2 separate regions of the Homo sapiens genome follow, and region 2 is linked to region 1. A link is an interaction called in ENCODE POLR2A ChIA-PET data of the cell type or tissue named here. Cell type or tissue: GM12878. All regions are shown on one strand. Links, peaks and the distances in the headings refer to the core of each region. The heading gives the core; the rest is flanking DNA.

The links. ChIA-PET counts read pairs that join two places held together with the same protein. Peaks named below come from ENCODE experiments on the same cell type or tissue, not always from the same donor. Only the 100,000 strongest peaks of a DNase experiment are listed, where the experiment ranks them.
Region 2: POLR2A ChIA-PET joins it to region 1 with 6 read pairs; 2 of 35 experiments call an interaction of 5 or more read pairs at or near these places.

Annotation. Positions count from the first base shown.
Region 1 is chr20:52,391,880-52,394,805 of GRCh38, reverse strand. The region is part of intron 4 of LOC105372666 (a long non-coding RNA gene); the gene reads right to left. Among named protein-coding and RNA genes, the nearest start is that of ZFP64, 200 kb to the right of the region's middle. In GM12878, for the core only: no CTCF peak of the experiment used is centred there; no DNase peak of the experiment used is centred there.
Region 2 is chr20:52,230,167-52,233,092 of GRCh38, reverse strand. The region is part of intron 1 of LOC105372666 (a long non-coding RNA gene); the gene reads right to left. Among named protein-coding and RNA genes, the nearest start is that of ZFP64, 40 kb to the right of the region's middle. In GM12878, for the core only: no CTCF peak of the experiment used is centred there; a DNase peak (open chromatin) is centred at 1,654.

The DNA.
Region 1 (2,926 bases), core at 270-2,769:
AAAGAACTGCTAAGGAGATTCTCATGGCCATGGTTACATTTTGTTTATAAGAAACTTTTTAATTTGACTGAAAGAGATGTTCAGCTAAGACATTTTTTGCTGGTGCTCACTCTATCCTAGATGCATGCTACAGACAGAATGACCATGTAGCCCAGGACTGAGCAAACTGTCAGTCTCCTCTTCATAGGAAGGAAGAATTAAGGAAGTCGGGAGCCTGAGGCAGGAGAATGGCATGAACCCAGGAGGCAGAGCTTGCAGTGAGCTGAGATGGTGCCACTACACTCCAGCCTGGGTGACAGAGTGAGCCTCCGTCAAAAAAAAAAAAAAAAAAAAAGAAAGGAAGAAAGTCGGTTTCATGACCATGAAAACTAAGAGCAATTGTTAAGAATTCTAAGAAGCTGACTTAGTAATTGTGTTAGTCCATTCTTGCACTAATATGAAGAAATACCTGGCCAGGCACAGTGGCTCAAGCCTATAATCGCAGCACTTTGGGAGGCCGAGGCGGGTGGATCACCTGAGGTCAGGAGTTCAAGACCAGCCTGGCCAACATGGTGAAACCCCATCTCTACTAAAAATGCAAAAATTAGCCAGGTGTGGTGGTAGGCACCTGTAATCCCAGCTACTCGGGAGGCTGATGTGGAAGAATTGCTTGAACTCAGGAGGTGGAGGCTGCAGTGAGCCAAGATCACACCACTGCACTCCAACCTAGGCAACAGAGCGAGATCCCGTCTCAAAAAAAAAAAAAAAAAAAAAAAGCAAAGGAAAGAAATACCTGAGGCTAGGTAATTTGTAAATAAAAGTGGTTTTATCAGCTCATGGTTCTACAGGTTGTACAGGAAACATAGTGCCAGCATCTGTTCACCTTCTGGTGAGGGCCTCAGGAAGCTTACAATCATGGCAGAAGGTGACTGGGAGCCAATGTATCACATGGTGAGACCTGGAACAAGAGAGACACATGGGAGGCCCCAGACTCTTTTCAGACTCATTGAAACCACCAGGTCTCACATGAACTAACTGAGCGAGAACTCACTTATCACCAAGGGGATGGCATTAAACCATTCATGAGGGACCCACCCCCATGATCCAATCACTTCCCACCAGGTCCCACCTCCAACACTGGGAATCACATTTCAACATGAGATTTGGAGGGAACAAACATCCAAATCAGCAATAATTCATGATTTGTTTGATTTTTGTCTAAGGCAGACTGTTGAATTTTGTCACAAAAGACAGTTTCATCTTGGCCTGATTTCTACAAGGCCAAGACTTAAGGTTCTACCTGTGGTATCCCAGACAATACACCCACCCTTCCACCCATTGAGGTGCATTGAAAGAGAACATTTAAAACTCATTTGTGTTCCTTAAAGGATCAATTATAAAACTGCAATTAATAACAGTCACCTTTTAAAAGGAAGATTCTCCTTTCACAAATGAATTTTTAGATCTACAACGCATAATACTGTCTCCTGCTTTTTTTAAGATGAAAGTCAAAAGCAGCAGGAGGTGTCTACAGTTCAGTGAGTATTTACTTCATTTGAATTGCAGAGGCGGGGAAATTCCTTTTCAATGGGATGAGCCTTTGAAGCTCGGGTTATTAGGACTTACAGGTGAATTGCTCGTATGATCAGCAGTAGAAGTTTATTCATAAGGCACTAAGTACAAAGCATCATGTTAACCTTACCCCTTCATCTCGGGCCAGATGAGTTTTTGTTTTCAAATAATGGCATAGATCCCTAGGGTTCCTTCTATTTCCTCCCAATATTCTCTCAAAACCTTACAAAGAGTGCCAGGAGCATGCACTTTGAAAATCTGTGCTCTTAAACAGCAGTTACCCTTTATCCCTAGTTTTACTTTCCACAGTTTCAGTTATCTGTGATCAACCTTGATCCAAAAATATTAAATGGAAAATTCCAGAAATAAATAATTCATCAATTTTAAGTTGTATGTCATGCTCAATGGCATGATGAAATCTCTGACCTTCCCATTCTGTTCAACCTGTGATGTGAACCATCCCTTTGTCCAGTGTATTCCACCCTTTAGTCACTTCGTAGCCATCTCAGTTATCAGATCAAAAACCGTAGATTCTCTAGGCTTCAGTACTACCTGTGGTCTCACACATCCACTTGGGGTCTTGGAATGTATCCTCTTTGGATAAGGAAGGACTGCTGTACTGTCAATTTAGTTAACAAAATTTGTCCTGATGGAGCTAGTTCCATCCTGTGGCAGGACTTTTTTCTTCCTTTTATTTTTAAACACTACCTGTGCATTGGTTAGGACATGTTTGGCTTCAAGTATCAAAAAGCTCAAATAACATATGGGTCCACCTTTTTCGAGTAACAAGAAATCCAGAGATAAGCAATTCTGAGCTGCTTTAGCTGCATATGTGAATCGGCAAAGATCAAGGTTCTTCTACACCCCAGTTTTTCATTAGTAGAGTGAATGTTTTATTCTTATGATCACAATATGGCTGCTGAACCTCTGAGCATAGTGTTTTGTCTTCTAGGAAAAGAAAGAAAACAACGGGAAAGGCAAGGGGCCAAAATGATGTGCCATCCAAGTCTAAATATTTTCTTCAAAATTTTTCTTAGAAGCCCTTCTGCTTACAGCTCATTAGATAAAACTGGGTTAATTGGCCATCCCTAGCTGCAAGGAAGTATTAGATTTGAGTATTTTAGTTGAGTATATTTCCTCCCCAAAGACAATTAGAATTTTCTTAGTATATAAGAAGGAAACATGGGTAATGTCCAGGCAACCATCAGTGTCTGTCATAGCAGGATCTAGGAATGAGAGTCACATCTTAATGGAAAAATCACTTGCATTAAAAATACTAAAACCTCTTTTTCTTGAGATACGTCTACTTTCAACAGGAACATAAGCAGAGTTAGCCAAAGCATCAAAACAGGAATGCTAACTTGGTTGAAATCAA
Region 2 (2,926 bases), core at 309-2,808, 160 kb after region 1:
ATTAACCGTTCATGGTGTCAATTTAAAAAAAATTTTAAACACCCCCAAAATTTGCAGAGTGACTTTATAAAAGACATCTCCATTTTCTTGATTCATAATTGTACCTTCTCCTTTCACACGCCCTGCTAAACATCAATGATTCCCAAACACCGCTGATTATCAAAAGTGTTTGGAATATTTTTGGGATTGGGTTTGGTTTTGTTGAATGAAGCTTACTGGCTGTACCCCAAACCTATGGAGCCATGTTCTCCTGGGGGCTGACCCTGGAATCCACGTTGTTAAGAGGTCCCCAGGAAGCTCTGATGACGAGCCAGGTTAGGGCAGCTGTGCTCTACACATTTACGGAAAGAAGAGCATTAAGTCCCTAAAGGGCTTTTTCAACTCTTGGTTTCTAGAATGATGGCAGTTAAATATATTTAACTGCAAGCCTACGCTTTAAGTTTCCATTTATACTAAATCTAAAATCTTCCCAAAGTATCAACCATATACAGCCATCCCTGGGTATTCATGGGGGATTGGTTCAAGAAATGCCCCAAAAAATCCACAAATGCTCAAGTCACTTAAATGAAATGGCATAGTATTTGTATATAACCTATGCACATCCTCCTGTAATTCTAAATCATCTCTAGATCACTTGTAATACCTAATATAATGTAAATACTAAGTAAATAGTTGTTACACTGAATTTTTTAAATATGTATTTTTATGGTTGTATATTTTCTTTTTTCCCCTAATATTTTCAAACCAAAGTTGGTTGAATCCCTAGATACAGAACTCATAAATACAGAGAGCCAATTGTATAGCAAATCAATCAATCAATAAGTGTATTTGAGCACCACTAAATCTATGGGATTCATGACTCACATATGAAATTACTGATGACATAAGAACATAATAAAACTATTACACCTCTTTAAGGTACAAATAGCAAATCATGTAAATGTAAGACACGGCCGTTTAGTTAAGAAAGGAGATGTTCCTGTTTAAGTTCAAAACATAATTAATTATGGTCCGAAGACATAAATTTTACCATCAGCTTCTATAAAATGTTACTATTGAAACTAGGTCACTATGCAAGAAGTATAGGTAGTTCCTCAAGAGGAAATACTTCAAAGATTAATATAAATAATAATGTTTTAAAGTTTCAAAAATATATCCAAGAATTCAAAAGCTGTGTATACATAATACTTGACTTTCTTTAAAAAAAAAAAAATTCATTCCAGGGGGAAGAAAAAAGTCTTCTCTTGAGCATATATATAAAGGTTAAGAAATATTAGTAGATTATTTATATATGTTGGTTTCCATTTTCTATCATAAAATTTAAAAAGTCAAGACAAATTAAAAATTGTCACACTTCATATCAATTATATATTGAAATATGCCTGAAAGAAAAGATTTGAAAGTAAGCAAACAATAAAATTAATACAGCAGGCCTCCTATTTCTGTGAATTTGTTGAAGCAGGAAGGGAAGATAAGGAGAAGAAGAAAAAGAGAAGGAGGAGGAGAAGGGAGGCAGGAAGAGGAAGCTGCCAAATTTATAATGCTGAAAGAACAACTTTACAAGCTCCAAAGTTCACATTTGGTTATGTTGTAAACATCAAAACCAAACTGTAGTAAGTCACCTCACAGAGTTATTTTGTCAATGATTGACTGACAATCTTTGAACAATCCCTTAGAAGACCAATCACATTTCAAAATGATTCATCATGGCATGAGGCAAACCTGTAAGGTGGACTTAGCCTTTTAAATTACATGATATGTTACTATCAATATAAGCATATCCATTATATGTCTCTAAATTTTGCCTATAGGCTAGAAAATAATAGGTAGCAAAAGCTTTTAAGAAACATACATTTGTATAATTTCCATTGTCTTTTCTCATTATCTATTGATACTGTATCTCCTGCTCTAATACAGGGGTTGTTTTGATGACACAAATTACACCAAAACTCACTATCTTCCCCGAATCTTAGTTATCAAATCCCAGAATAAAAAGTCCCTCTCAATGAGTGTTAAAGCTTCTCTCTCCCTTTTGTTAATTTTCTTAAAAAACAATAGGCCCTAACAAGAGGAAAACACGTCCTCTCCATTCCATAGTTATTTGCAAATATTGTGTCAGTGAAAAAAAGCCAGACAGTGCTGTTTTTTAAGTCCAGATCAATAAACATCACCCAGTGTAAAAACCATACCACCTTATCTGTAATGCTTGGACTCAAGGAGCTAGCAAAAGATTTGTAGGGTAAAATCTCCACAAAGGATACTACTCTGGGTGAGATTTGGTATATATGTGTTAATAAATTTTTTGTCAACTGGCCTTTAGGATTACTCTTCTGTCTGAATTTTGGTTTTGTTTTCTCTCTGTTCCTCCCCCATGGGGTTGAACCTAGAAATAGCATCGCTCTTGAGCTCGTTAGTTTGACAAACTGGCCTAAGTGTGCAGCAGCAATGGGTACCTCCAACACAGCAGCATTTATGAGTCTCCGGGGGATTCTGAGAAACACCAGGAAGTGTTTAGGTACTGAATCACAGCCAAGTATTCTGAATCTTTACTTTTTTTTTTCTATGAGGATGTCAGCATTAAAATATAGAACATGCTTTTCCCACTTGGCTTCTATTATTTGTAAAGCATTCAAGAGTTTCTAGGCTAGAACTACCTCCATCCCCAGGCAGGAGGGCAGGCAAAAACTCCAAGGAGCCTTAACAGTTCCTCTGCTGGTCTTCTTTTACACTTTTGACCCAACAACATAATAAAAATGACTAAATGCTAAACCTGAGTGCTGTGCTTGTAAATCCATCATATTTTTTATCATATTTATCCACGCAGTGTTCTCACCTTTGCTGCTTCAGATAATGCATGTTGAAATACATTTCAAAAGATAACTAGTTAGTTTTCAGATATGACACATCTATCATCCAAATAACCAGG